Regions from separate parts of the Mus musculus genome. Here regions 1, 3, 4 and 5 are each linked to region 2. The links are chromatin loops, found by intact Hi-C in ENCODE. Cell type or tissue: left cerebral cortex. All regions are shown on one strand. Each heading gives the region's core, and the rest is flanking DNA. Links, peaks and the distances in the headings are about the cores only.

Region 1 (6,297 bases), core at 669-5,668, 140 kb after region 2:
GGAGGAGGGGGAAGGGGGAGAGGAAGAGATCATGGAAACATCTCCAGGTTGCTGAAAGACCTGTTTACATGAAGTTCTCAGAAACTTTAGAAGGTGCCAACGTTGCTTCTTTGTTTAACCTAGTTTCATTCCAAAACCTTGGGCAGTTAAATCTCTAGAACTATTCTTAGTTTACGAGACTTAACGCGGCTTGTCTCCTGCCTCGTGGATAGGGCCAAGAAAAGAGAGAGAGAAAAAAAAAACCCGAAACATTATTTTTCTAATGTGGTAAACAGGTAAGAGCTGGAGGGAGATGGGAAGAAGGTTGGCATGTGGACCACTTGGATGTGCTTTTAGCCCAGCTCCCAGATGTCACAAACCCCTATGTTTTGCGTGTCCAACTTGAAAAACCGTTTCCTGAACTCTTTCCCTATCATGGTCATTGTGCTAGACAATGCACGACTGGCTCAACTGCAAACTCCTCTATGGTGCCTAGGTTTACTTTGATTTTAGGACTTGTTCTTAATTAATAATCAAAAATGACAACAGAAGAGAGGGACCCCCCCCCCACATTTTCCTGAAAGAGAAAACATAAACACAGGTTGGGGGAATGACAATGCAGGCAGTCAGGTTGGGCTAGAAGAGAAAGAGGATTCAGAGGGAAAAGGCAGAGGGGCTGGCTGTAGAAACAGAAGATGTTAAAGGAACCTTGTTAAGGAGGTGACATGTCAAAGGCACTGATGTGACAGCAAGGACAGAGTCTCTGTGCCCCACAGACTTGTCTGTCAGAATGGAGCGCTGGTTGCCAAAGGCTAACAAAGAGACACAATGGATGGAGAAGAACCCAGCTACTTGTCATTTCTCCGTGAGGCTATTTATGTATTGTATTTGGATTACTTCGTCAGGGCAACGCTTCTCAGGGGTCAGCACAGGAAACAGAAACACTCCGGGTATTTCCAGTTGATAGAGATGAGGTGGAAGTTATCAGGGAAGCTGCCAACAGAATGTAGGCTTCAAGGCATAACTGTCTATCGTTATCCAAAGAGCGGGAGGTCCCTGCTGCAATTGTAGCCAGGGGTCTCCGTTGCCGTACCCCATGAACCAGAAACTGAGGCAGCTCTACCCAAACCCACATCTGCTACACTGTACGCCAAGTCGCCACAGCCATGGATGCCTCTGCCTCCCCTGCCTCATACTGCCCCTGGCTCAACTGTATCTGCACATTATAGCTGGGACAAAGCCTGAAGAAGTCACCTTAGGATCCTAAAATCTCCAAAGAGACACCCAATCACATGATGCATTCATTACATGATAACCTGAAGGTGGGCAGACCTTTGGACAAGTTATTTCCCTCTGAGCTGAAGTGGTTCACCCTGGAGACATCAGGAAGAGACAACCCCGTAAGTCTTTCCTGTGTCCCTCCCCAGCGTCAGACTTACCACCCTTATTTGAAACTCACTTTCTCATTAATAGACTAGCAAGTACATCATCCTATATTTTATTATTAAGTGAATCTATGTTGTTCTTCCTCAGACTGCACATTTTATAAACTTACAACAAAAAGCAACCAAACAAAAAAATGGAATAAATAGACATTAGTCACAGTATGGGCCCAGTTATTATATTATTGTCTCAAATTCCTAAGTCCCATGGACTTTGTGAAGGCCTGAACATTGTTTGATGAATGGCCAGTGGGGCCTGGGTGAGCACTTACCACCCTTTCCAGCAGGCAGTAACTCCTTCCAGGGTGCACTCCCCAGTTGCCCTAGGCTGTTCTGTCTATGAGAAACACTGTGAAGTAAATGGATTTAAGCAACAGAAGAGGCATTTCTCACAGAGCTGGAGGCCCAAAATTAGGGAGCCAGCATGACAAAGGGCCTGCTGAGGGTCTCCTTGAAGACTGCAAGTTGTTGTCTGGCTATGTGGAAAGGAGAGACTGGAAGTTTTTTGTGTAGCTTTGAGATGTCTCAAATCCCATTCATAGGGCTTTGCCCTGGGGAGGGAACACTGCCAAAGTCAAGCTCCTCATACATCACAGTGGGGCTAAGGATGCAAACCCAGTAATCTGAAGGGATACGTAAAGTTAGTTAGTCCCTAGTACCAACACACACACAGACACACACATACACACACATAGACACACACATACACACACACACACACACACACACACACAGACAGACAGACAGATACACACAGACAGACACACAGACACAGACACACAGACACAGACACACACACACAGACACACACACACAGAGATACACAATCACACAGACACACACAGAGACCCTTATACACACACATACACAGACACACACAGACATACACATACACACACACAGATACACATGCACACAGACACACACAGAGACCCTTGTACACACACAGACACACACAGAGATCCATACATATACACACAGACACAAACAGACATACATTCACACTTAAAGATATCCGTGGTGCCATTTTTCTATCCTCAGAAGCACGGGCTGGGAAAACAAAGGGAAATAACACCTTGTTCCAAAACAAAAGTGAAGACACAATCAGAGCAGCTGACTTCAAGAACGAGTCTGGTTGCCAGAGGATTGGCTCATCATGGAACATCTGCACACACTTGGCCATTCATTGCCTTGTGCCGTGGCTTGGAGAATGTCACCATAGATTGATGAAGATCAGCGTCCCATGAAAAGATCTGCACTGGCCTGCTGGCGTTTCTCAGATCAGCTAATGACTAAGTTGATATTATGAAACTTTATCAAACTACATCAATGCTGTACACAGTCTGAACATACTCTTCTCCAATCCTTCCTTGAATTGACACAGATCCTTTCCATCGGCCTGGTGTGTGTGAGTCAGTGCGACATTCTTTCACAGGGTGAGGAAAGAAGAGAGAGCACTTGCTTGGGCAGCAGGAGAGGAGGACAGGACTGTTTTCTCCTGGAGAAGGTTAGGGGACAGAAGGCTTTGGTCCCAGGATCTGGTTTTAGGGGAGTGGTACAGGGAGGGCTTCATTGGTATTCTTGGTGCCTTGAAATAATACAGTGGACATCTGCACCTGGAGGCAAAGTCCAGACACATTGATTACTATCTATCCAATCGAGGTAGTTGATATACTAGTGCAGAAGCCTAGTTCCTATTGGAGATGGACTCGGGGAGACAGTCATGCTGAAGGTTCTTGACTTCTAAGAATCAGTAACTCTAGGCCACGGTAAGCTGTCACTCACTTGGGTTTGGTAAGAGGATTTTGTCTTCAAGGAAAAGGCTTGTAGCTTAGTGGAGGAGAAAGCCACATGGTCATGTTAAGAGCAGGCCATGGAGCAGCTCAACCAGGTCCTGGGACTTCCCAGCTAGGCAGCCTGTGTTTCCTGTCTCTTCTTCCCCCAACAGTGCTTCTCATCTGTTCTCTCAGCAAAGGCCCAAGAGAACCACTTGGCGTCCTCTTTCACTTGGTTTCCGCTCAAGTTTTGCACTTCTTTCAGGGCTGTCTGTAGGAGGCATTCATCCCCTTGCCAAAAAAGAAGCATGGCTCCCTGGGAGAAAGTAAGCCCGGTGCCAGGAAAGCTCAACATGGAGAGAGGACCCTTCTTTGAGAACTTTCTCCCATGGCAACCCAATGGTGATGAGCCTGTATTTCTGCTCCCAGCTAATTCCTCTGGCACTGCTGGCTGACATAGCATTGCCCTGAATTATTTATCAGTTCCAGCAGAGAAACAAAAGCAAGAGTCTGTCTCCCCCAGAACTTACTGTGCTACTCTTTAACCCCTGGGAAATCTGAGGATTTTGCCATGAGCCACCTGAACTCTCCAAGTCACTTTAGGTAGGGACAGGAAAGTGTCCCCCCAACTTCTACTTGAAGACTGCTGGAATTCTGCTGAGTGCCTGTCTCAGTCTCCTTGTTTCTTCATCTTTTTTTTTAAATCTTAGAATTTCTTTATTATTATTATTATTATTTTATTATATTTTCTTTATTTAGAGTTCAAATGTAATCCCCTTTCCTGGTTTCCCTCCCTCCCGGAAACACCCTATCACATCCTTCCTTCTTCTTCTATGAGGGTGCTCCTCCACCCACCTACCCACCCACTTCTACCTCCCCTCCCTCAATTCCCCTACACTGGGGCATCTATTGAGCCTTCATAGGACCAAAGACCTCTCCTTCCATTGATGCATGACAAGGCCATCCTCTGCTACCTATGCAGCTGGAGCCATGTGTACTCCTTTGTTGATGGCTTAGTCCCTGGCAGTTCTTGGGGGGTCTGATTGTTTGATATTGTTGTTTTTTCTACGGGGTTGCAAACCCCTTCAACTCCTTCAGTCTCTCCTCTAACTCCTCTTATTAGGGACTCCACGCTCAGTCCAATGGTTGGCTGCAAACATCCACCTCTGTATTTGTAAGGCTCTGGCAGGGTCTCTCAGGAGACAGTCATATCAGGCTCCTTTCAGCATGCACTTCTTGGCATCCACCATAGTGTCTGGGTTTGGTAACTGTATATGGGATGAATCCCCAGGTGGGGCAGTCTCTGGATGGCCTTTTAGTCTTTGCTCTACACTTTATCTCCATATTTGCTCCTGTGAGTATTTTGTTCTCCTTCTAAGAAGGATCAAAGCACCCACACTTTGGTCTGTTCCTTCATCTTATTCTTTGCTCTTCTCTCACTGTTTGATAGAAAGACAGGCAGAGCTCCAGTTGGATAACCTTCATAATTGGCAGGTACCAGAAAACTGGTTTTCACTCAGCCTCCACTGCACCTCGGCTGACAAGCTCCGTACATCTGGTCCCAGGCAGCCTGGATTCACATAGGAACATACATGGAACTGTCATTGTCTTCTCACTGTCACTGAGTTTAAGCCACTATAAACCTCATGCCCTTGACTTTCAATCCAAGATCTTCAGATCTTACTTCTCCAGTGAAGTAAAACTTATCAGCTAGGACAGTGGTTCTCAACCTTCTTAATATTGCAACCCTTTTATACAGTTCCGCATGATGCAGTGGCCCCCAAGCACATTATTTCATTGCTAGTCCGTAACTGTAATTTTGCTACTGTTATGAATTGTAATGTAAATATCTGCTTTTCATGACATCCAATTTGGACCCCTCCCTAGCCCAAAGGGATCACACCGCACAGGTTGAGAACTACTGAGCTAGAAGTTCCACTTTCTTCTCTGTTTTAGAACATTTATTATCTCCCATTAACTTCCTCCTTCCCCTTGCCCAACTGGAAGGAACCTTTCTCTTAAGGAACTGATATCACTATCTCTGTATCCTGGATCCCCTCCGCCAAACACCCTACTCCTTCATAAATATTTTATTAGTACCTTTATCATTGCTGTGATGAAGCATCATACAGAAGTCACTTTGGGAAGGAAAGGGTTATTCTGGATCACAGTTTGAAGTGACGTAGTTCATCACTGCAAGGGAAAACTTAGGAGCTAAAGTGGAGTGATTGATCACATTGTGCCCACAGGAAGCAGAGGTGAGCAAGGTTGGTCACACTGTGTCCACAGGAAGCAGAGGTGAGCAAGGTTGATCACACTGTGCCCACAGGAAGCAGAGGTGAAAGATGGTGATTAAGCTGTTTCCCCTTTGCTATTCAGTGTATGAATCAGCACATAGGAGGGGGTTGCCCATATTTGGGGGGAGGGATTCCCGACCTCATTTGACCTGATCTAGAAACTCCCTCATAGACAGGCCCAGAGTTTTGTCTCCTAGCTGATTCTGGAGCCTATCATCAGGTTGACAGTATCACATCACATCAGCTGTCTTCCATAGGTGGTACAGTATACTAAGCAGGGAACTAGTGGCCTGGGAATAAATCCCACCTACCACTCCTTTGAACCTGGGGCTGCCCACAGCAGTTAGGAGATATTGGAAACCTCTGTCAATCAGAGCTATAACAGTTCCCCAACAATGCTACTAATATATATATATATATATTACCATTGTTTGGTTTAGGGACCCTGGGACAAGGGACTGAGGTGCATATTTTATATATCAAAGCAGACCTCAACTCTGGATTCTCTAGCATCCCTCAGTCCCTACCTGGCATACTCTGCCCCCAGCTTTGAACTTTCTAGTTCAGGGGCTGGGCTGCCTTTTCCCCAGAGACTCCTCCCTATATAATCCAGACATTTTGGGCTCTTCCCTTCCCTTCCCTTCCCTTCCCTTCCCTTCCCTTCCCTCCCCTCCCCTCCCCTCCCCTCCCCTCCCCTCCCCTCCCCTCCCCTTCCCTCCCCTCCCCTCCCCTTCCCTCCCCTCCTCTCCTCTTTCCCCTCCCCTGCCCTCCCCTTCCCTTCTCCTCTTTTCTCTTTCTGTGAAT
Region 2 (6,297 bases), core at 437-5,436:
TACCATCTTTCTTCACTGCTCTCTCACGTTTTTAATCCATCTCCACAATTCAGATGGAAACTCATGACAGCCAGTCTGTTTGTCCCGTATAAGCTGGATCTCAGTTTCCCGAAAATTGCCTGGAATATTAACAGAAGACTGATAAACACCTATTTATGAAGAACAAATATGGACCAGTGTTAACAACACTTTTGTATTGACACCACAATGTTAGGTCCCAAAGAAAACAAAGACCATATTCTAAATGCTAAGAGTGGATTGGATTTTAATTAGATTTTTAAAGGTTCCTCACAGCTTATAGAAGGAGGAGGAAGAGGAGGGGATTGGAAGGGGAGAAGCGAGAAGACGAAGAAGAGGAAGAGCCTCCACATAGGATCACATAAGGCTACATAATGCATTGTGCTCAAATGCTAGCATTAGCGAGGCCTAACCTCTACAATTTATTCTGCTTCCAAAATCACTCTTAAGAGATGCCAAGGACAAATACTTTCTCTAACAATGAAGGTGTAAAAGCAATTTATTCACATTAAAGTAGAAGCCAGTGGTGATCAACCACAGAAACACAGACTTTATCCTAATGAGAAGCAAATTTTCTGGAACACACACACAAAAAAAAAAAAAAAAAAAACTCCCCTGCCTTCAATTTAATAATAGGTATAAGCCTTCACTGCATATTCAAAAACATTTAAACTCTTAGGATTTTTTTTTTAAAGACAGGATCTCATAATATAGCCCTGGCTTGGAACTCAGTACGGAGCCTAGGCTGGCATAGAACTCACAGACATCCACCTGCCCCTGCCTCAGGAGTCATGGGATTAAAGGCTCCACACAGGGCCTGGTGGATTATTCTTGTAAGTGCACAGTTTTACTTTGTTTTGTCATTAGGAGGATGACTTTAGGTCCTGGCCATCATAGCTCTCATTTCACAGCAAAGATGCCACAAATCCCCATGGGTCACTTTGGAGTCATTAAATCAGAGAATGTGCACTGGGCAGAGCTGCCTCCACTTCCTGCAATGTGAGGACGCAACTTTGGGGCCCTGGGAATAACTGAAACCCACTTAAAAGCCTCAAAAAGAAAAGTGCTTTACAACAACCTCACAGCAAGATATCAGAAGACTATACCTGTGAAGAAAGAGAACCTTAAGTAAAATATGGCTTATCCTTAAAGGAGTTCTCAGATGTTGTGTCAGAGGGAGAGGGAGGTGGCTCCCTCGGGGGATGGAGGGATGGGGGTGGGAAGAACACTGGAGACTGTCTGGACTTAGGACTTCATGGGGAGGCAAAGAGCTGGTACAGAACAGGGCATGCGACTATCCCAGCCAGCAGAAAGACAAAAAAGAGCAAAATGCTACCAAGCATTGGGCTACATTCGGAGAGAGAAAAGAGCCAGAAAGCTGGTGCTTACTGATGCTAAGGGAGTGGTAGGAGAGAGATGTGCCCTTTACTCTGAACTACGTAACCAGTGGATTTTCTCTAATGTGAAGAGGTGCCCCACAAATTAATATGGTAACGTCTTCACACCATCACTACACTATTCCTAACACAGTCCCCCCAAAAATGAGTCTTCCGTAGCAAAAGTTTTTAAAACTCAGGAAATAATTCATTTGGTTTTAAAAGCACAGTCCTCGGTCCTCATTCCCCAGAGGAGACTCCAAGTCTCCACTCACTGGAGCAGAGCAGCCTGTGATCTCACCTCTCACAAGGCAAACACACCTCAGCTCAACTCTGGCCTGAGAGCAAACAGCAGCTCCGGCCTCCTTGACAATACGCCTCCTATTGAAACTGAGCTTAAGGTTCCTCATGGATGCCTCCAAATGAACACAGTTTCCACCTGGTTGGAAGAAGGAAAGTCAGGGAGAGAAAGAAAAGAGCACAGTCCAGTGTTTTTTAAAAGCACAGGCTATGCTGAGATTTGCTTCCCTCTGCCAGTCTCACCCGAGGAGCCTCTGCTCCTAGTGGAGTATGACTTCAGATCTGTGTCAAGATAATCCTGCAAGGGGAGGGGACGGCATCAGTTGCAATAAACAAATGCTTTAGTTTTTCACTGGGGGCGGTGCTTTAAATATAACGTGGGCACCGCTTTTGAACTCCTGACTAACGTAAAGTCAGGTCAACTCTAAGCAAATATTATTTGCTGGGTTAAATATGCAAGGGAAGGCATTGGATGGCAAAGTTTAAACTGAAAGTTCTGCTGAAAAACCCACTTTAAAGAAACAAAGTAAACGCAAAGAATGCATGTAACTGTCAGTCAGTAACAGCGCACGTGTCCTTTCAGTATCTGACTGCATTAAACACAGCTACAGAAAGGGACCCAAAGATAACCCTAGTGTAAACGAAAGATTCGTGTGTCTTGGCAGCTGAAGTGGGGGCTAGAATCACATAACTCAAGCTCCTGTGTAAGTTCACAACACTTGCTGTGCAGTTTTCTGTGCGTCTGGGTCCACGATCTCAGCTTTGTGCTTTAGACAACACATCCGGAAAGCCATCCATTAGGAAGCCTAACTTTGCTTGCCTACACTTTAACTTGGGAGTTTAATAAGTTTAGCGCCTTCGGACACAAGCACCTAGAACTACAGACAGGTCAGTCAAATGCACCATCAAAACAGAAAGGACGAGGAACTACTTTTCTGAAGCGCTGAGGTTTAGGGGCAGGAAACCATCTGGCAGGTCGCAGCTCCGAATGGGGAATTAAAGGTCCTGCCCATCCCCCTGGTAACCTCTGGCCTTGGAACTCAGTGCCCTTCGCGCCGCACAAGTTTCCCGCGGTGTAGCCCGCGTGGGCGCGGGCTGCAGGGTTGACCCCTCGGCTGGCACGGACGGCGTGAGCCCGAGTGGCGTTGCCCCAGAGCCGGGGACGCGCCCCCCGCACGCGCTCCGGGCTGCCGCGCCGCGCCCCCGCACTCACCAGCCGCTCCCGCGCCGCTATCTTGCCATCCCAGTCGGCCGCCGCCCCGGGGCAGCCCGGACCCTGCAGCACAGGACTGCAGTCCTGAAGGAGCAGTCCGGTGGTAGCAGCCGCCGTCCTGGCGCCCCTGTCCCCTTGCAGGCCGGCTCTAGCGGCCACCGACGACCGGCCGCCGCTGCCTTCTCCCAACCCCGCGAGCCACCGCAGCGCCAGGCGACGATAACGGCCGCGGCCACTGCCGAGACGCTCCGGCGCAGACTGCGCGCCCGGAGGCGGCGCCTGCGAGGAGCTCGGCGGGGGGCGCAGCACCCAGGCCCCGCCCAGGCCCCGCCCCGCGCGCCCCCGCAGCCTTCTCCGCCGTCCCTGCCGCGCGCACGGGGACGCGGGCCCGCGGGCCCGCGAGGCCGCGCGTGAGTCGGAGCCTCTGGGTCGCGCGCGGGCCCGGCGCCCAGGGAGGTGCCTCTGCCGAGACTCCGGTCGCGCGGCCAGCCTTGCAAGGTCACCGAGCGGCGGGCGAGAGCGCAGCGGCCCTGCGGGTGCAAAGCCTCCGGAAAGGCCAGCGGAGCCCAGGCGGCCCTGCGGGAAGCAGCGCGGCTCCCAAACCGCTGTCATTGCACTTTGCAAGCCGTGCGCGGAGGAGGAAACTCGTGTCGCCCCGAAAAGGCACACGGACGCCAATTACTGCGGGTTTTTTTTTTTTTCCTTTCTTTCTTTCTGATTTTGTGCATTACCTAAACTGCCCCCAAGCCGGGGCGCTGCCACTCAGTTCCCCTACTTTCTTGGTGAGGGGACCTCTCAGCTCCTGAGGGCCTGCGGGGGCAACTGAGAACATCCTGGAGCCATCTAGTCGTGCCTCTGAGGCGTGTTGGGCTTATTTGTGCAGAGAAGAAACGGATCCCTTAATGGGGTGAGATTTTTCCTCCGTGCATTGTTCCCATTTCCGCAGTTTCACTTGGCCTCGGTGTTCCTTCCAGAGTAATGCACCAAATGAAATTGGTAGGAGTGTTTTATGGCGCAGAGTCGTGGTTTGAAGATGTTTACGCTCTGTGCCGGACGCGTTTGATGGTGTTCTCTTTAGCACAATTAATTTTGCAAAGTTCAGAAATGTGCCAGACGGAGCCACTGGCACGCAGTCACATGGCTGTGCAGACACACCTTCCATAGGGAGCCGCTTGTTTGTTTTCAGATGTGATTTATCTGGTGCGCCAGGGCCAAGGAGTTTGTGAGGGACCTTTGACTGAAATTCTAGACTTTAGAATCTACAGCAATTTGCAAATCGGCAGGATGAAGCTTATTTTCTAAAATAAATATCCCCCGTTAATAATGTAACTCCAAAATGGGCAACAAGACACCTGAAAATATACTGCATGAAAAAATAAATTCTTAATAACATCTTTCAAAATAAAGTCACTAAGAGTATCCTAGTGACCAACTCCACTAAAGTGCATATTTTGAACATGAAGTGCCTCCTGCTGTCCATGACTGTTTCTGGACTGTGCTGAACCCGCCCCCATTTAAGTTGGACCATATTGCTTTTCCTTTATCCCCATTCTTTCCCACAACTTGAGAGACTTGGTATTCATATTGCAGTATTCTGTCTTTTCTATTAGACACAGCACCTATGGCTCACAGAGCTTTTAGGAGCTAACAAAAGTATTTTCATTTGTTTTCAGGTCAGAAGAAAAAAATAGATTCAAGTGTTTTAATGTAGAATAATATTGCTATCTTTGTACCTAAGGTAAACAAAATAAGAATGTTTAATGTTTAATAACTAAAGAGACTCATACATATCTAGAGTTCATGAAAAGCATGGCACAGCCTCGTTGTCCAGGACCTAGCATCCTTTTGCATGGAAAAAAATAGATAAGTAAACCTCAGACAAGACAACCACATGATTTTCACCTTGCATAGAACGCTGGCCCCTGTGGCCTTGCTCTCTTGATATGAATTTACTATTTAATCCTTATAACACACCTGTGAACTGAGTTCTGTTCCCACATGTAGGAACAGATACAAATTTCGTGGGGCCTGAAGTTTGTGCAGTTTGGGTGGCCCTCTTAAAAGAGCAAACAAAACAAAACAAATGAGAATATCCAACACGGTCCAGAACCACTCAGCACCTGGGGGAACAAAGAGGCCGGGCAGCCAGAAAGAGGCCTCTGTCTCAGCCATAGTGGCTAAGTTACCTTACCTTACAAATTGTACAAAGCACACATGGTCGTATAAACATACTGCCTAGGTTTTCTCGTATAGGGACGGAGAAAAGCTATCTGGAAGTTTGCCATCACAGAAAAACCCGCTTTGTATGTACCCATTCCACAGGCAAGAGTTTGGGAAATTCGTCACAAGTTGTTTGTTGAAATCTGTAACACTTTCATGATTCTGTGGAATGGCTAGAAGAATTGCAGTATGCACACTTCTCTAGGAGAAAGAATGGTTTCATATTTACATAAGATAGATACCATTTGTTATAAAGAAACCACTTTTAAAAATAGCAGTAACCATGTTGGATGGGACCAGTCCATAACTCATGTGAAGGCATTTGCTAGGACTCTGCCATCAGTGATGCCAGAGGCAAGTCAATTCTTTTTATCTCTGTGTTAAAAAAAAAAAAAAAAAAAGTAAATTAACCAGGAGTCACAGCTCAATTGCAAGTGCCATGGATGGACCCTATTTTTGTCTCCTTTTTCTGGATCCAGTGTGTTTTTAAATATCACTCTATATAATATCTATGGATTGCATTTTCATGAGATGCTATAATGTTTGTTTGCTATTTAAATGGCATATTAGGAAGAGCCTGACACATCTTCATAAACGTCTGACAGACAAATAAGGACATCGAGATAATAAATCACATAATTAGAGGTAGAAGGGTCAGTTATTTGGCAAGCTGATATGGAATAGATACAAGGCAGTGAGATACCGAAGCCTCACGCTCGATGCTTTCTTCTCATCTCATTGCTCTATGGTGAAGACTCAGACTCTTCTACACGGCAATTGCCTAGTCTACCTGCCTTTTTGTTTTGTTTATTCCTCCTCCTCTTGCCCCTCCTCTTCTTTCTCTTCCTCCTCTCCCTCCTTCTCCTCTTCCTCCTCTACTCTTCTCTATAGGAATTTAAAAAACAATAATAATAATGATAACCCATAATAAACATTCTAGGATTAAAAGGCTTTTGTCCTTCGCAGAACAAAAATACAGCAGCAAAGCAGAGATGACGGGAGGTTTGTTTTTGAATCTCAGCATCACCGTGGCCCTTCAGACAGCTTCTCTTGATGAATGACCTCATATGTATAGAGCTTGTCAGTCAGCAAGGCAAGGAAGGCATGCTGTCTTCCTGGAAGAACTGTTGGAACCAGATAAGAATCTACAAATTAAGCACAGTTCTTCAC
Region 3 (6,297 bases), core at 416-5,415, 120 kb after region 2:
TACACAGCAAATGACATCATTGTACATGGAAATTGCACGCAGACATTCTGCCTAGACTTAATTCTCCCTGCTCCTTACTTTAGTTTCTTCTGGCTAACCAACAGAACCAAAATACATACATACATGTCTTTTTGTTTTGTTTTGTTTTTCAAGACAGGGTTTCTCTTTCTCTGTATAGCCCTGGCTGTCCTGGAACTCACTCTGTAGACCAGGCTGGCCTCGAACTCAGAAATCCGCCTGCCTCTGCCTCCCAAGTGCTGGGACTAATGGTGTGCGCCACCACTGCCCGGCCATACAAGTCTTTCTTGTCTTGCTTCCTTATAGCCCTTTTGGCATTTATGGCCTGTTAGGAGGCCACCTCAGGACTCCCTCTGGCTGAAGGGTGTCCATTTCTGTCTGGGATTCAGTAGAGCAGAAATACAACCCTATTTCTTCCAGCTGGGTCTCAGTACCTACCAAATTCCCCAGCCCAAAATATTTCCTTTGATTTAACTGCATTTCTAACTTGACTGAGAGCAATAGAATAGATTGGCAAGGGGTTGAATTAAATCCATGGCCATGATTTACACCCCTCTCCTCTAAACTGACTGCTGAATTAGAGGCTGAAGATGACAAATGTGAGCTCCACATATTGCTAGAGCAAAGTGGAAAGATTGCTCTTTTATTTTCTTTTTCTTCCAAGGTCTACTTTCCAGAGGGAGTATTGCCTTTTTTGTTTTTCCCCAGAAGAAAATGAATAGGTCTTTTGTGTGAGTGGATGGTGCTGACTTGTTATAAAATATTGATTGATTGGTTATTGATTGATTGATTGCAAATTCTCTCCCTAGGCAAATGTATTCTCTCAGGGAGACCTTGAAAATTTTAAATCACTCTGCAGTAATTTAGAGTAAGTGTCTGTCTGGTTTGCTTTGATGATTAGTATAAACCCGGGAGGTGGGGAGGTGGGGAGGTGGGGAGGTGGGGAGGTGGGGAGGTGGGGAGGACTGTCGTTGAGCACCTACCCATGGGTCTGAATAGCTTCCCTTCAAAACATGTTCTCCATTAAGCATTATATGGTGCAAGCAGAGATTGATAAAAACATCCATTAGCTGGTACAAACCATCCAGCATGTGTGAATTAAAGATGTTAGGAAACAAGTAAGCCAGAGGCAATCAGCTTTGGGGCTGTATAGATTTACTACAGCAAGGGCCAGGTATCTGTGTGTAGATGTTCCTTTGACATCTCAAATGTTGACTGCAAATATTTGCTGAAGGAAGCACCTCCCTTTCTGAACTAAATGGACTATTCTAGAATGTTATACAACAGCTTACATGTTATCAGGATTGGTGGCCCCTTGGAAGAAGTCTTATTTTGTTTCTAAGGAGCAGTCTTGGCACTTTCACGAACCATCTCAACTTGTCCAGCCATAAGAGAAGAAAGATCTATTAGAGACAAAAAACTAAGCCACTGTTTGAAAATCAATTAGCATACATTTTTGTTTTTCCTGACATTATTGGGAGCCAATAAAAGAAAGAGTAGTGTGTAGAGAAGACAGACTCAGCTGTTCTGTATCGTGACTTAAGCCACAGGTCTTGAAAACAGTCATATGTATATGTATATGTATGTGTATGTGTATGTGTATGTGTATGTGTATGTGTATGTGTATGTGTATGTGTATGTGTATGTGTATGTGTATACGTATATGTATATGTGTATATATATACATTTACATATATGTATATGTGTATATATATACATTTACATATATGTATATACATATGCGTCTGTGTGTGTGTGTGTGTGTGTGTGTGTGTGTATGAAACTGAGGCAAGGAATGGTGTGTTCAGATCAAGTATTCTTGGTTTTCTCTTCTACTCTGGTCGTCCAGCAATTCCAGTGGAATTCTACCAGAGCAGGCAGTTGACCTCACAGGCCAGCAGCTGGTCATGTCTCAACAAGACTCTGAAAAAAGAACACAGACCCTGAGGCCCTTTGTATTAAGCAAAAATTCAATATTTCCTGTGTGCTTCCTTGCCAAATTTCCTTAACTCTACAAATTCAGATTTCTGTGTTCAAATCCCAGCTCCAGCATGGATGAGCAAGGTTGCCTTTTAGATAATCTAGATGCTCCGGCCATGCCTCTGTTTCCTCATATGTCAAATGAGGACTACACCACCTCCTTACAGGACTATTATAAGTTGCTAAGCCTTGTCCTAAACAAGAATCCATTGTGTAGTGCCTCTATTAACTTTGTAATTTGAAGAAAGAATCCTCACAAAGGTTAAGTAGGAATGCTGCCAAGGCTGAAATCTAAATTTGACTTCTATGCCTTATCTTTTTCCTTGATGACTCCTCCTGAACTCACCTTTCCTGGAAACCAGTCCATTCTTCTTTCTGGACCTAGTTCTGTACTAAATTATCTGGACCAATTCAGAATTTCTGGAGATGTGGCCAAGGAAGCTGCATTTCCATTGGTTCTCTGACTACTCTGTTGCCAGGACCCAACAACTCAGGCAAATCTCTGCAGTAACTGCCATTGGGCTAGCTTTTGCTGCTTGCCCCTCATCCTGGAAGTGCCCCAAATCTATCTTGTTACATGTTTTTGCTATCTTGGCTGTACACCCCTCTTGTGCTATTTCACGACCTGGGAAGACTGTGACAGCTCACAGTGTGGCTCTCATCTTTCCAGTCCTTGTGGAACAATGGTTTATGGAATTCGTGGCCAATTTTGCTTCAGTCTGTCAGGGGAACAGTAGAGGGGTAGGAGAGGCAGAGGGTCGAGAAGCATGTCTCTTCCAGATACGAGATCTAACCCATACAAAGATGCAACATTGTCTCCCCAGGGAATCTCAGGCTGTGCTGGGGTCAGTTCTGCCACATCAGATAACACAAAGCAGAGAAGATGAGCCCAGAAGGACAGAAACCCAAGTGAATGTTTGGGGTAGAGGGTTGTGCACAATGGATTCCTTCTAGAGAGAAGGATGGTATCATTTTCAACTTGCTTTCATTTTATCCAGCTATATAAATATTCACCAACCACCCCCACTTGCATGAGTCTACCAAAAAAACTTTAAACAGATGCTCTTGAGGCTGTTAAGACCAAAGCTTAGTGTGCTACTCCCCGCCCCAGGCAAGCAACTTTTCTGCTTTTCTTATCATTATTTAGTTTTTGACCTAACTTTCTCCTTAAGCTAGCCTTAAATCTCTGATTATGTAAACAGCTGAAGACCATCTAATTCCCTAGTGGGTGTCAAAGATCCATATAAAGGAGATGAGGGAGTGGAAAAGAATAGAAGGAAAAATAAGCATTAATTATTAAACACTTAGAAGGGTTTAGGAATCACATACAACTTGGCACTTCTCTTGCTCAAAGCTCTGTCTCCATTACAGGCCAGGAAAGCAAAGCTTCTCACCATAGCAAATTTGCTTAATTGTGTTTTCTCTTTCCTAATGTGGAAAGGATTTCAAAGCATACTTCTTGTGTGTGGCCTACCTTTGCTCTGCCTGGGAATGCACTATGAACTGATAGAATGTCTTGTTTCAAAGGGGACTCATACCACTTAACAAAAGGCCTTATGCAAACGTTTATAATATGCAAATAAGGTATCCTCGAATGTTTTTATAATAGGACAAAGACACCATTCTCAGCTTTATTTTGCTTACTGGGCTTGGTACAAAGAAGTTCAGGACGTGGGTCACAAACAAGAGCTAGGGTAATACAAATAATGTTTTGATGTGCCCTGCCCTACGTCTGAATTCATTTTGTTTTGCTGCAAGAAAATAGTTGAGGCTAATATTGCTTAATATCTTAAAAGCATCTAAGATGCGTTTTCTTTATGGATAGAGGCTGAAAGTCCAAGATCAGGCAGCGGCATTGGAGGACCTCTGGAGTATAGCACGATTACATGGAAGGTGGGTGGCCATGTCTGAGACAGGTGAGCAGTGGCTATGGAAGAAATCCTGTGGTCAGGGAGGAAGCAGGAGACAAGAGCAGGCTTGCTTTCTTAGATCAAGCTCCTTTGTTGGGAGTTAACCCAGCCCTGTGAGAACAAACTACTCCCATCCAAGGATAGGGACCTATCGTCTAAGCATCCCTTCAATGTCTTACTACCTAAGCATTGTCACAACCAAGCTTCCAGTTCATGAACCTTGAGGGGAAACATTCATATCCTACCAGACCACAGTACCTTCCACCAGAGACTGGGCAAGCCCGGCAGTTTATCATACCTTCCAATCACAGTGAATTGCGGAGCAGGCTAAATGTTACACCGTATTACCACCCATGGATTATGGTGGTAGGTATTGTGGTTTGGGGCTCAGAAATCCAGTCACTGCATCATCTGTTCCATCTTCATGCCACTCAGATGGGCACAGTGCAGGTGAGGGGTGTCCCATAGTCCCACCTAGATGCTAAGAAGCTACCCAAAGCCTGAAGCCAAATACTTCAAGATACTACCTAGTCCAACTTTCTCATTTCATAGATGAGAAAACATGCCCAGTGGTATGGTGCATTGGTGACTAAACAGAAGTAAGGTCCTATGAGCCTTGGTTTAGGAACTACTAGTTTGCTCTGTAATAGTTTCCAAAGAATAGAGAAGACATGCAAGATGGTCTCTGAAGTCTTGATAACCTTCAGAGGGAGACACAGAGGAGATAGAAGGAAATGGGAAGCTACAGCCTTTGGGGGCTGATGTAGGGGTCAGTGACATCTGAGGTGGAACTTAGACATGAGCCAGAACTTGGATCAGTTACTTGGATGACACACAGAAATGGGATTACAACCCATGTGGGAATATAACTTCCTCCACCCCAGTAAGATGGAGATGGTGATGGTGCCTGGTTTTGGATTGTGCAAGGACTGAAGGAGATAATACAGAGATCCTGGCACAGATGAGTTGCTTAATAGATGCTGACTGTTATTAGAACTTGAGTGCAGACATCCAAGGATAGATGACGGGATAGACTGCCAAGAAGTCAGTCCTGAGGGGACCTGTCCTCAAGCCAGGCTTCCTCCCTGGCAGCTCCTTGTTTGCAACCCGGGGCCCTTTGCTGCTTAACTCTTGTCCTCTTCCTGCCCAAGTAAAAGACAGATACAATGGTTTTAGTGCCCAGCTTCAAGCTCAGAACCCTATAGCAGGGTTGTAGGATATGGCTGAAAAGTGAAATTGAAAAAAAAAAAAGGACTTGTATAAAGGATATCGATAAAGAAATGAAAATACAAAAGGAAAGATAACTGTAAGTTTTTCTTCTGTTACCATCATGCTAGATTATGTTGTTTGTTTGTTTTTTAAGCTTTGATTAAGTATTGGGAGTATGATGTACGATCTCCAGTTCGTCATCCTTCCATGAAAGTTTGTAGAGCAGTGAGTGCAGGGCTGGGAGATGGGTTAGTCAGTAAAGAGTTTGCCACACAAATGTGAGTTCAATCCCCAGGATCTGTGTAAAATCCTGGGTTCAGCAATGGGAGTTGGCAATCCTAGTACTGGGGAGCAGAGACTGGTAGATTCCTAGGCCTGGCTGGGCAGCCAGACTAACAGAACGGCCAAAGAGACATTAGCTCACAAAACCAGAGTGGAGCCTATCTGGGGAAAGCAATGAAGGCTGGCTGTGGTGACATGTGCAAAGATGAATGTGTGCTCACACACATACATGCAGAAGAAAGCATACACACAAAAAAGGAAAAGAGAACACCCCTCCCTTTTCTCTTCTCTTACCCAGGACCTTAGAGTCCTTAGGTAACTACACACATTTGGGTTTTCCCTCCTTTATTAAAACTGTTCTACAGCAGCTGGTATAAATGACACTGTAATGACCAACTCTCTTCTCTGATGCTCTCTTGTGATATGATTTGTGGGATGTCCTCGAGTTAACAACAAACAAAAAAATCAAGTCATATTCAGTGTCATACCCACGAGGAACACATTGCCTCACATTCCCAGCCCCTGAAAGCCGGCCATAAATCTCCACTGCAGAGTAACTGGAACCTCTCTTGGCTAAACTGAGAAGACAATTTGCTCTCTTTTTAACGCCAGAGTTTCAGTTTTCCTTTGGGGGCTCTATTTATCTCCTTATAAAACAGGTCCAGAAAGGACAGAAATCTTGGAGTTTTCTCAAGACAATATTTGTTTTGCAGAATGTCTCTCTGAGCCTGGCGACCCAGCAGCCAGAGCCCCGGAAGCCAGCAGCCTGAGACCCTGACGTTGCATCTCAAACCCCTGTCTTGGTTACAGGGAAATCCTGATCTTTACTTCTCCTTTCTGAATACTGGCTCTTACGCTCCCTAGATGAAAACAGTGTGCTCTGTCTTTCCCAGCACTG
Region 4 (6,297 bases), core at 416-5,415, 92 kb after region 2:
ATGTGCACAGCCAGCTCTGGTTTGGTTTTTAGTTCTAGTGAACGAGAAAATGGTTGGCTGGAAGATACAGTAAGAAAGCCAAGGCTACATCCTCAAGTGCCACCCTCTGTAGCAGATAGAGCCCACAGAGCTCTAGTTGGCACAAACTGCCCAACCATGAAGCAGAATTTGGCAGTTTGGTGTAGGAAAGTTTCTACAATAGTTAAAGTAATTAACTTCAGGAGGTAGCTCTGCGTGCAGAGAGGGGTTGCTACGGTCTCCGAGAAGCGGCTTCTGTATTAGCTCCTTTCAGCCTTCGGGTCTATTCTAGTGGCCTCCCCTTCCAAGCGAGGGTGCAGAACGGAGCTGAAGGATGCATCTCCTATGGGTGGAAGCTGGATTATTGAGGATCCAGGCTGAGCTGGAGGAAAGAAAAGAGCTGAACTTGGAAGTGGTGGTACAAGGAAGAGGCCTTGCTTCAGTGGCTGTCTGGAGCAATTGATTATGTGTCTACAGATACCCTGCCGATTTGTAAGGCAAACATTGCAAATACTATTCATTATGAGTCAAACAAAGGTTACACTTGCTCACATGGGGTGCATTTGGATGTAGGAGGTGGGAAAAATAATAAAACACTCTAGCTTCAAGGAAGAGAAGGAGGCTACTGAAGGGCTTTAAGAGAAGTGAAACAAAGAGATTTGCATTGTGAAATGAACTCATTCTTGCTTGCTTGAGTGGAGCTTAATTGGAACCACATTGGGCATGAAAGCAAATAGGATAGGCTGGGCAAAAGAGGCAGGTGGGCCTGACCAAAGGAAGAATGGAGCTGACTAGGGGACAAAATTGAGAAGGCTTGGCGATGACTTCGACGTGGATGAGATAGGCCTAGGCCCTGGGTTTCTAGCATGGCTCCCTGGCTGTGTAAGATGCATTAGTACATCAGGAACCCGCAAAGGCCCAGGCTCACGATGAAAGTAAGGGAAAGACCTTCAGATCTCCAGGGAGAGGGATCAAGTCCGTAACTGCAGAGGTGGTGGTTGTTCCTGACACAAACGAGTCTAAGCACAGCCTAAAACCTTGTGTGGTAGGGCAGATAGCCTGAAGGAGAGTTGGGAGGTCTGAGAAAGATGGTATCTGTGACTCCTGGTTCCTCTCCACAGAGACCAGAGTAGCTTTCTATTATGAGCCCTTGAGTTAGGCTGACCAAGAGTTTCTAACACTGAATAAACAGAGTTTGAAGAAACCAATTAACAATGAATTAGAAGGGGGCCCAAGAGACAGCTCAAGAGCCCTTGGCCAAAGGAAGTTCCAAGGTCCAATCTTTGTCCTTCATACCCAAATTTGGGTTACGCGCAGCATATCAACTCTACTGACCTTCACTTAGATCTGGTTTCCTGGGAATCAAGAAAAGCACACAGTGTCCTTGTGCGTGTACATAGTGCTGTGTTTGCCTTGGCCCAAGGCTCTCCCACGCAGCAGAACCGTCCAGGAGGAACTCCTGCCACCTTGAGGACAGAAGCAGATCCAGAGGCCTTGGTTCACCCCCTAAACTTGTACCAATCAGCATCATCAAGTGCAATAAGTTTTCTAGGAGGTTAAAAAAAAAGCTTTAAGGGTAGCGATAGATTCCCTAAGTCTGGAAAACCAATGGCTCGCCGTCTCCCATAAAATCCCACTGGTGTTGCAACCAGGAAAGAATGATGGATGGCTGGACCATGGCTCTGTCTGATTTGTTTAAAAAAAATGTCAGAAGATAACTATTCTTCTACCAGGAGATAAAGTTTGATGAGGCAAGGATCTAAGAATAGAGACTCACTATATCTTCCTTTTGTTTTGAGAGACAGGGTCCCATCAGCCCAGGCTGGCCTCGTACTCATTATGTAGTCAAGGCTTTAAACTCAATTCCTCTTGACTCCACTTCCTGAATGCTGGGGCCACAGGCATGGACCACAACCCCTGGGTTTATGCAGTGATGCTGGGAGTTCAATGCAGAATTTTGTGTGTGCTAGGCAAGACTCTACCAGATAAACTGCATGGCCCATCTTCCCGATTCTCCGTTTTTAGAGATCTGGCCACTTGCATGAAGCCTCTATTTTCATCTGTTTGAGTGATTAGAGGCACAGACCCTGCTTCTCTGGCAAGACCTGTAGATGCCTGTTTTGTTTCTGACTACATGGGTCTTGCCTACTTGCTTCCTAATATCAGCTCAGCAATACTAAAAGGTTTATTTTACACACACACACACACACACACACACACACACACACAAATATTCTCTAACGAACCAACTTCTGTCAATGTTAACAAGACACGGAAATGCCACTTATTGGGCCCCCTAAATCTCTAACACATAAAGGTCAAAACTCAATTCTTGTGGATTTTTCTAAGGCTTAAAAATGAGCTCTGTACTTCTGGTCAGCTAAGAGAATTGAGCTGCCAGGGAGAATGAAGCTTGACCTTTCAATGGCTATTTCTGATCTGATCTAGTACAAGAATGTGGTGGGTACATTTCCCCTCAGTAGCTATGAAGTAATTACACATTCAAGACAATTCCAGGGAAAACTGAGGCAAAACAAAGAAAGAACACTTCGCTTATTCTTTGCTCTGTCCTTAAATACTGGCCACACTGGGTTAGTTTCCTTTTGGCTCCCTGTGTTTGTTTCTGCCTTACCTTGCCCAGAACTCTGAGACATAGTTTGTACAGCAAAGGCCTTCTTGATGGGTGCTAGTAAGAGGTGAGAGGGTGGCAAAGAGAGATGCCAGGATATTTTTGACTTGCATCTTAGGTGGACTGAGATGCTCAGTTCTACCCATAGTCATATTCAAAGCAGAAACCTCCTTCCCATATGGCAGCCTTTGCTGTTTACAGCAACTCTTGTTTTTTTTTTTTTCTTGTCCCCTCGAGCCCAGAAAATGATAATGACCATTCGCTGTCACAAGGTGTGACTCATCGAGTCCCATGATGACTCACTCGCTATCTCTTCCAACGCTATACCTGCACAGACAGTTCCTTTTAAAATAACGCTTGGTTACTATGGGGAATGTGCTGTTTTCTGTCTGGATCTGAGTCAGAAATACTATCAATAAGACTTCTGTCAAAACGACATCTGCATTTCTTTGCACATTCACACATTTCCTTACATGGTAACTTGTGCACAGCAACAGTGCCTTTCTGGAGAGATGTGTCTTTGCGGTGCATTGCTTGCCTCCAAGGAGAGTGTCAGATCATGAGTTGGCTCCATCAGTCAATAAACACCCTTTTACTGTGTGAATCCAGACATCAGAAATACTTGCAGCTCCATTTGGACCTTTGTGTTGAAGTCAAAGCTTTTACTCTTGTTTCAAAAGAGCTTAAAAGAAATTATAACTCTTTCAATATATTTCACTCAATAGTAAATGCAAATTAAGGAAAAACCCTATTAACCTATGTATATTTGAACAATAAAGACTTTTAAATTATTCCATATTTTCTCACATAAGAGAAAGGACTAATGAAGAATCAGATGGAATATGCTGCATTTCTTTTTTAAATAAGGAACTAAAAATTAGTGATTTGGGTTCTCATGAGCTTAGCACCATATGCTACGGCACAAACTTTTGACTTCTTATTAGATGAGAAACTCTGCAGCTTCTTTGCTGTATGCAACAATAAAGGGACCACTTGGCTCTGGGATTGTGTTTCAGCCTTAGTCAGTGACTTTGTTTCATAGTGTTTACTGGGCATCTTAGAGGTAGGTAAGAGTGAGGGCCAAAGTGTCTTTACTGATCATTTTCCTGTTGGTCCACAAAGTTAAGGAGTGGACTTACTGATTCTGTAGAATGAAGAGCAGTGCATTTGTCTACCATTTATAGCGAACCCTCTTGTTTCATGATGGCATGCAAGATCACCTCCATTCCTACTCTGCACATGAAAAAGTTGCAGCCCAGAAAGATGAAGATGATAATAGAGCATGTTACTCAGGTGTTGGGTTAAGAGCTGCATTTTCCTAAACACTCATCTCTCGGTCTGTTTGTCTATGCCATTTACTTCACAGACTAGCTACACGATTCTGAGCAGTGTTCTCTATCCCTCCGGGCTTTAATTGTCTCACTTATGAAACAAAGGGGCAACGTAGAAAGCTTAGAGATGAATGTCAGCGTCATCTAAACGAACACATCCCCCTGTCATAGGCTGCATCAGGTTTCAAAAGCTACTTGCCTAGTAGATGCAGAAATAATCTTGATGTTAGGATATACTTGGTTGCAATGGTGATAGGAGGGCTTGAGAATCAGGTTTGGGGTTAGTGAGCTAAGAATGACTCTCAGAATCCCCTTGTTGGTGAGTACACTGAGATGCTCTAAGACTCTTAGGCTAAGTGAGTGTGTTCAGTGCAAAGAGTGATGAGTTTAAAGACCAACAGACCCTAGAACAACTCTGGCTTTCCCATCATGACTTGGACAATATTATAATCTCTCTGAATCTTGGTTTCTTCAGCTGTAAAGTCAGCTATCAAATTTAAAAATGTCTTAGATGATACTTTGCACATAGCGAATAACCAATTAAATTTTTGTCTGTTCTCTCCCCCAAAGGTAGAAGTAAGTTTTTTGTTTGTTTGTTTTTGTTTTTTAAAGAATGGGGGGAAATGTGTAGACAAAAGAAAGCTGAAATGAGGATAAGAAAGCAAGATAGGGATGGAGAATAGAAAAATCTTCATAGGAAGGGGAGGTGGGAAGGGGAGATAAACAAACTAGAATTCTAGACGTCAGTGGAGGTTGATAACAGGGACTGATAAAAGAAATCTGATACATTAGCAAGATAAATGCTTCAGCCATAGACAGGGAGCAGGCCCTTCTCACAAAGGTTATTGAGAGAAGCATGCCTTTACCAGTGTCTTTTAATGGAATGTTCTTTCTAAATTTATGGAAAATGCCCTTTGGTAAGCCACTGTGGCAGACTCAAGTCCTTATTTAGATAGAAATATTTAATTAAAACAATGCCTCTTACTGTCAAACTCTGTAGCAGATTGAAGCCTTTCTCCTAATAGGTACAGAATGGTAGGCCTGGGGCATACACCTCTGAGTCACAGGCAGGCTGGGAGGGATGGGATGTAAAAAGTGGTACAGGAAGATAGAGTTGACCCAATCCCAACAGGATTGTGTTCCCAAAAGAAAATGCCTGGGAAGTTAGCCAGGAGCAGGGAGACACATCAAACAAGAAGACTCAGAACACATGCCATCCCACAGCTATGCAGTAATTACAGAGATGAGAAAACAGAGGTCCTCCTATCTGTTCAGGAATTAACTTAGGACTGAGAAGTTATGCTGCTGCTGACTAACTTGGAAGCTGTAAAATAACTCTGGATGTCAAGGGATTACACTTCAAGTGACACAGGAAGAAAAAAAGGCATAATGCCTTCCTTCTGGTTTCAATAAGGTAGAAGTAACTCTACCTGGGATTGCATCTGCTTGATGCTTAAAGTGGCTCTTCATCCACCTCCAAGTCTTCATTTTGTAATGAAATCGCTAAAGTCCCAAGGATTAGGCCACTGTTCTAAAATCATCAAGTAGATAATGACAGGGCGAGCTTCAGTCTCCTGTTGCAATTTGGTATTTTTGTTCCTTATTCTATGTTGCCTTGACCTCTGTTTCAGAGCAAATTTTGGCCTACATGTCTTCTGAGGCTACTGCATATTGAGAAATGTAGAACCAATCTTTTTATAGACTCAAACCCAGACCATAATGCTACCCCTCTGAATCATTATGAGGTTCTGTGACCCAAATGATAACATTGCAGAAAGGAACTATCATTTCTACAATGCACCCAGACATCTACACCAAGAACATGCTTTGTATAGCCAAAAGCCAAGATCAAGGGCTAGTTTAGCATGCATATATTTCTTCTGCATTCTAATGGTTTCTGGAACCATTCTGGAAGTATTAGATAGACATTCCCTGTCTTCTTCAGTTTTCAAAACATGAACACTCAGAGTGGAGTCATGTCATCCTATTGATAAGTCTGACACATAAACAGAGGAGCATGAGAAAGAAAAAAGAGAAAGAAAATGAGAGAAAGGGGGTAACAGAGAATAAAGAACAAGCCCACGTGATGGCTAAACAAATAGACATCCTAACAAAGCTGTCTTTTCCTGGACCACACCCTACACTGGGACTCTGAAAGCCAGCCTTTATTAATTCAGAAGCTCTGAAGCTGTTTTGAGTCTCTTTCCACTGTTTCTAGGGCCCAAGTCTTACCAAAAATTCCCGTTGGAAGTTGTCACTCTCCCAACACTTTGAGGGCTGTCGACAAAGACCAGCTTCTCTCTATTCTTCCCTGTAGGT
Region 5 (6,297 bases), core at 633-5,632, 97 kb before region 2:
TGACATCATGTGCCTTAAAATCCTGGGGCTTGGAAGGTGGGGGGAGGGAAATCCTGGGGCTTGTAAGCCAGCTTGTCTTGTGGAATCAGTGAGCTCGGGGCTCAATAAGAGATCCTGTGCCAAAAGATAGATAGATAGGTATATAGATGATGGAGAGTGACTGAGGAAGACACCTGAATGTTATCAACCTCTGTCTTACACACAAATAGAGACATGTGTGCATATATCAGCATGAACTCTTAGATATGTATGTCCATGTGTGCACATAAGCACATACATACACTGAAGAATGAAACTTGAATTTGGGGCTCGTCCTTTAGTTTTGGCCTTAAATCTGATGGATTGAAATAGACTCGCCAAGCTTGCTTCTGGCGCTGACCGTCTAAATATAAGCTCTGGTCTTATGCAAACAGTTAGCTTTGGGGAATTAATGAAAGAAGGAAGGAGCATGTTATGATCTTGTTAGCCCTGTGTTCTGTTGCAGAACTTAGTCTGGATTAGATATAAAGTGTTCACATAGTGGCTCTGGGACTCTAGGCTCATGTCCAGTGCATAACAGATCTCACTAGAATGGCAAGACTTAGGCAAGAGCTAAGGGAGTGGGCCATGGCACAGAGCACATCTCTCTTTTCTGGAACATCAGGCTAGAAGCTGATAAACCATCGGTCACCCTACATGTTGCCCTAGTATTCCCTGCCAGCTCTGAAATGAAAATACTATTTAGGAAAAGGAAACTTTGCCAAGACCAGGAAGGCTCTGCAGGAAGGTGTATGAGAGGTTTCACCTACATCCCGTATCTCCTCTCCTGTGGCAATGACTTGGGAGGGCTAAAGGGGCTCTGTGACAGTTTCTTCAGGTTTCAGTGGGCACGTAACTGTGGATGGTAACCTACATGCTGCTAGGATGTTGGGCATCTTTTTCCATTGGAAGGGTTGGGGGGAAAGGCAAGGGAAATCGACAGTGACCATATTCCTTAGAGCGGGAAAACACTGAGACACTATAAGCTGGGCAGATTCAAAGGTAGAAAGAGCAAGAATGCTTCGGAAGCCCTCTGCGGTTGCCAGGGAATCCTGCCTCATTCAACAAAGGGGTTCTTCTACATTTAGCAGCTGGAGCTTCTCCTACTTCATCATAAAACTATGCTTCAAAGCAGCAATATGCTCTGAACATGCGACACAGAAGATTTAACTAGTTTTGGCTTTTTGTTTTGTTTTGCCAGGATTTTGTGTGTGTGTGTGTGTGTGTGTGTGTGTGTGTGTGTGTGTGTTCTTGCCTATGATATTTTTCCTTTGACCTAGTGTCTTAGTCAGGGTTTCTATTCCTGCACAAACATCATGACCAAGAAGCAAGTTTGGGAGGAAAGGGTTTATTTGGCTTACACTTCCATACTGCTGTTCATCACCAAAGGAAGTCAGGACTGGAACTCAAGCAGGTCAGGAAGCAGGAGCTGATGCAGAGGCCATGGAGGGATGTTCTTTACTGGCTTGCTTCCCCTGGCTTGCTCAGCCTGCTCTCTTATAAAACCAAGACTACCAGCCCAGAGATGGTCCCACCCACAAGGGGCCTTTCCCCCTTGATCACTAATTGAGAAAATGCCTTACAGCTGGATCTCATGGAGGCATTTCCTCAACTGAAGCTCCTTTCTCTGTGATAACTCCAGCTGTGTCAAGTTGACACAAAACTAGCCAGTACAACCTAGTCTTCCTGTGTAGCTGTGGCTGTTCTGGTATTCACTCTGTAGTCCACGGTGACCTTGAATTAGTGACACTCCTCTTGCCTCAGCTTCCCAAGTGAGGCAAGCATTACATGTAGGTCCTCTGTGTTGTTGTTGTTTTTGTTGTTGTTGTTGTTGTTTTAAGCAAAGGGGCAGACTACTGAGTCAAGACCCAGAACCAAACCTCACTGAAGCCACTCCAAGAACACTTCCATCAGGAGGAAGGTGATTTTTCTCCATCATTACTCTGATGCCTCAGGGCTTTAGTGAGGACATCTGACACTTCTCCTTACCATTTGATAGAACGCACACATACATGCATGCACATTCGTGCACGTGCCCATTCATGCAAACACACATACACACACGCACACCCTACAATTTCTCCATAGCATTTGCAGCTGCACAGAATCAAGTCTTGAAACATCAACCTCAGACTCCACGAAGCTAGGGGGAGCTAGGAGCCCTCAGCTCCACCCATCACTTCCATTGCTTCAGGAGTCCACAAAACCATAAGTCTAGGCTTCCCTGGTCTTCTTGCCTCTGATGTGAATACTCCCGGTTTTAGAAATCTTTCCTCACCAAACGGCAGTGCCTCTTGCAATATACTACTACAGCCCCACCTCATCTCAAGAAGGATGTCAGAGGCTAACCTCCACACCATTTCCATCATGGGACCTCTCCTTCCTCCCTTCTCCCTCTCATCACACTTTCTCACCCACCTAGGCTCTCAGCCCCGCCATCAGCCTGTGTCTAAATAAGTTGCCAAGAGCATAGAGCTGAGCCTTTCAATGAGTCTGGAAAGGGTTTCAAGGTCTCTTAATGACTGATTTGTGCATGGCATTCTCCCTTCACAGCCTCCTCCACACTTACAAACACATGTGTGTGCACGAGACCGGAGCTGGGGTCTGCGGTCAAATAAATGTGGATAAATATGAATTAAACAATTAAAGCTGTTATTGCAATATACAGTTCTCACCTCAAAGGAATGAGAAATTATATATTTACATATAGTCATTATTGCTATATGTAATATTATGTATAGTTTAATAGTTTATTCTGGAGCTAAGAGTGACATTACCCAGAAGCACAGGTTCAGGTTGCCCAAAATACCCTGTTCCAGTGTACTAATAGTTTCTTGAGTTACTTATAGTTATAGGGGAAAAAGATAAATCAAAGCATTATTAAAATGTATTGGTGGGAGTATCAGCTAGGTGGGTTACAGGAAAGCAGGAATATTCATGTTATAGTTTTCAGACGCTCTCCGATGATATTTTTGGCTTCTTGCTTGGTGGAACCTAATGTTCTGTTAATGCCTCACAAGGTTTCATGTGCGAGTCACTAAAACTTTAGGTCAGGTACAGAGGGGGACAACGGGTGACAATTAATAAAGATAGGCCAAGCCAAGATTCTGGCTTTACAACATTTCAGCTCTCCACATTCAGAAGTTCTGACATGTCGGTCAGCCTTGTACAATCTTTTACATGGGCAAAGTTTTTTTTTGTTGTTGTTTTGTTTTGGTTTTTTTGGGGGGTACATTTGGTTTTTTTGTTGTTATCGTTTTATGGAGAACTTCAGTTCATACAGCTCACTCTTCCACAAGAATTCTAAAAGCCTTTGCTGTATTTGGAGTGCTTCGTGGGTGAGCACAAGGTACAGCTGTTTTTCCTGGGGTTCACCCATCCTCATAAGCAAACAAGTCACCCAAGAAAACAGCTTGTTAGCTGTGATGGCCGCCCTTCTGAAGAACAGCTGGGACACAGGTGTTGCAGAGTCAGGCTGGCCACTAGATGGAGACATTTCTCCATGGCAGGTGGACTGTTTGCCGCAACCCGAAGCCTGAGCCTAGGGCATAACATTCCTGAGCAAGGCTGGGTCTTCAAAGGTCCTTCTTCCCCGAGCAGTCCTGATCTAACACTCATTCAGCACTTGGGATGCTTTGTGCTGAACTTAGCAGATTTGTATATTGCTGTAGCTGATTTGGGTGATTACAAAATACTTTTTGTTTCATTGTATAGGAAAATAGCTTCAGTAGATATAAACCCAGTTTAAAAAGACTATTCATAAAAACGTTACTAAAATATGTAAGTCATGCATACTGCTGGGGATTTGTTTTCTTAGAATGGTACATCATTAAACACTGGAAAAATGGGTATGTTTGTGTTACATTGGTCTTTAGTTGCAGGGCTAGTTGGATGGACAAAGATTGTGTGTGTGTGTGTGTGTGTGTGTGTGTGTGTGTGTGTGTGTAAAACCTGCGAAGTCAGGTTATATAGACCTTATCCAAAATGACTTGACTTTTTTAAAGTTTGGGATATTTACATATACATAAAGAGATACCCTGAGGATGGGACCCAAATCTAAGTATGAGGTTTATTTGTGTTTCCAATATATACTATTTCTACAGAACCTGGAAGCAATTTTCTGCAGCATTTTTAGTGTGCCCACCTTTTGACTGATCCCTCACCATGATCTCAAGTGTGGAATTTTCCAGATGTCAGCACTTAAAAAGATTCAGTTTAGATTTAGGTATTGGATGTGCTCAGCCATTACACTAAAGAATTATGAACCAAGTAAACTGCCCTTGAAAGGTACATCTGCCCTGAGAGCTAACCATCCGATGAACCTGGTCGTTCCCTGGCCCTGAGGTGTACCCAGAAGCAGTGCTGCATACCAGCCTCGTGGGCGTTGAGACTGTGAGTCCCTAGAACCCTCATGGTCTTCTCTGAGTGTGTTGAGAGACCCGACCTTCCAACTCTTTATCAAAAACATCAAATCTCTCTCTCACATGACAGGTTCTCTTGGGTCGGGGTGTATGGGACTTGCACTCTTCATTGGCAGTTTTTGCACCACCCAACATCACATGCTGTCGTGTACAGATGCGAGTGAATGGCGAGGCATTTTCATTAATACATGAGTCAGGCCATGGCAGCGAAAGAATGAACACAGGAAAGGCTTGGTCTGAAGGTTAGGTTAAAGTGTAAACATGTTTACAATAAAACCTAAACCATGCAGGTTGGGAAATGAGCTCAGTAGTCTCTTCTGGAACTGGTGTTTTTTTTAATGGAACAGCTCTTTTGCCTGTGTGCCTTCATGCATTGACTAACTTGAGGGCATTGTCGTGGTACTTAATGGTGTGGTTTCTGAAGACTGCCTTACCCTTAGTTAATTACAAAAAAGCTTGGTTTTTCAAAATCCAAGAGAGAAGGTGTGGCTGGTTGGTATATTGTTGCTTGATTGCATGCAGCCTGAAGAACACTCAATAGCCAGCAGGTAGCAAGCCATTTTTCAAGATGTAGTAGAAAGGAGAGCTGGAAGTAGTGTCTCGGGAGTAAGGATAAGTCTCTAGTTCTCTGCCACCCTCAAGTGCAATAAACTTAAGGGTGAACAACATCAATTATTCCCTGAAGAAATGGCCAGGGCTTCTTGCCACAGCCTGTCCTCCATTCTGTGGTGGATCTTCACAAGGCTTCATGAAGCAGGAAAACCTGGCTCCCAACGATCTCCTCTCTAAAGTACCATGTCTGTGAGTGCTGACTCTCCTTTTCTCTTTCATGCTGGCACCTGGCAGAGTGTGGGAACCACTGCCTCAATAGTAAGTACAGTAAGGCCTGGAAGATTGAACCGCTCGAGCTCCTGCCAGAGCCTCCAGCTTTGGCCAGGCCCTGAGCCCAGTGCAGCCAACTGCAGGCAGAAGGGAAATGGGGTAAGCGGGAGTGGGAATCAGACACACCAACCAAGGTACCACGGATCTGCCTCCCAGCATGGGTACCCAAGCTGGCAAGTACTGAGGTAGGGTGTTAGCAGGCAGGCAGCTAGACTAGAATCCACTCGTGTAGACAGATGCCTCCTGGGGAGGGGGGGGGGACGTCTGTTTGCAGAGCAGACTTGTGACAAACGCAGCGTGATCATTTCAAGAAGTCCAAAAGAGAATGATGTCTGTTGGCGACAGTCCCACAGACAGGGCCAACAACAGCAGCGATGGGTCCTGGCTGTACCTCTCACTCTGGAGTGAGAGGGCCCACTGGGGCCTTCTTGGTTATGTTTAGCCGAGGTCAGTCTCCTATGCCAGTCAGCTTGGGCATCTTCCACTTGCTTCCTTATCAGCCCACAGTTCCTGAAATAAGGGGCTGGCCCCTCAACCAAGAGCTCCCGCCCCCTCCTCTTTTTCCTCTCCACCCCTTCCTCTTCCTCCACCCCCCCACTCCCACCCCAACAGTGTTGCTCTGAGTCCTGGGAGCGCATCCCTCTGGTCCTTGCTTCTCCTTTGCTTTCCCAGTCCACAGTGTCTCTGCTTTCCTGGCCCATGGCTGTCTACCCACTAACCTTTCTCTCTCATTCTCTTTGTATGTTTAAAAGTCAAATTGAAACTCTCCCACTGCTCACAATCAAGTGATAGGTTTCCCTCCCTGGGTGTGGAGTCCTTAGACAACTTCTTCTTTGTATCAACAACGTGTGTTCTTGGAGTTATAATTGTCTCATAAGCCAGTTATTCCCTCATTTTACATACTATTTCTTCAGTGTGAGATCTACTCTGCCTTGGCTTCTTTAAGCTGTTATTTCTGTATTTTTCCAAAGAGGAA

The links. Peaks named below come from ENCODE experiments on the same cell type or tissue, not always from the same donor. Only the 100,000 strongest peaks of a DNase experiment are listed, where the experiment ranks them.
Region 1: it touches region 2 in a loop (9-fold over the local background); 3 of 42 quality-filtered maps call a loop at or near these places.
Region 3: it touches region 2 in a loop (2.2-fold over the local background); 4 of 42 quality-filtered maps call a loop at or near these places.
Region 4: a loop joins it to region 2, with 7 times the contacts of the local background. A loop is called at or near these places in 7 of 42 quality-filtered maps.
Region 5: a loop joins it to region 2, with 4 times the contacts of the local background. A loop is called at or near these places in 24 of 42 quality-filtered maps.

What each region holds. Positions count from the first base shown.
Region 1 is chr15:6,985,595-6,991,891 of GRCm38, reverse strand. No RefSeq gene overlaps it. Among named protein-coding and RNA genes, the nearest start is that of Gm30559, 4.5 kb to the left of the region's middle. In left cerebral cortex, for the core only: a CTCF peak has its summit at 3,439; DNase peaks (open chromatin) are centred at 2,634 and 3,468; H3K27ac peaks cover 574 bases.
Region 2 is chr15:7,126,437-7,132,733 of GRCm38, reverse strand. Lifr (LIF receptor alpha) reads right to left here and starts at 3,162. Exons shown (of 20, transcript NM_001358593.1): 1 at 2,908-3,162. In left cerebral cortex, for the core only: CTCF peaks have their summits at 3,410 and 4,353 (motif pointing left); DNase peaks (open chromatin) are centred at 1,926 and 3,254; H3K4me3 peaks cover 3,356 bases; H3K27ac peaks cover 1,738 bases.
Region 3 is chr15:7,002,081-7,008,377 of GRCm38, reverse strand. All of the region lies in intron 1 of Gm30559 (a long non-coding RNA gene), which reads right to left. Among named protein-coding and RNA genes, the nearest start is that of Gm30559, 12 kb to the right of the region's middle. In left cerebral cortex, for the core only: no CTCF peak of the experiment used is centred there; DNase peaks (open chromatin) are centred at 3,035 and 3,356; H3K27ac peaks cover 907 bases.
Region 4 is chr15:7,034,410-7,040,706 of GRCm38, reverse strand. Gm30663 (a long non-coding RNA gene) reads right to left here. Exons shown (of 4, transcript XR_383813.1): 1 at 6,211-6,297; 2 at 3,121-3,287; 3 at 1,354-1,484. Among named protein-coding and RNA genes, the nearest start is that of Gm30663, 3.2 kb to the right of the region's middle. In left cerebral cortex, for the core only: a CTCF peak has its summit at 1,487 (motif pointing left); DNase peaks (open chromatin) are centred at 2,974 and 5,099; H3K27ac peaks cover 335 bases.
Region 5 is chr15:7,223,657-7,229,953 of GRCm38, reverse strand. All of the region lies in intron 17 of Egflam (EGF-like, fibronectin type III and laminin G domains), which reads left to right. Among named protein-coding and RNA genes, the nearest start is that of Lifr, 97 kb to the right of the region's middle. In left cerebral cortex, for the core only: a CTCF peak has its summit at 3,499 (motif pointing right); a DNase peak (open chromatin) is centred at 3,502.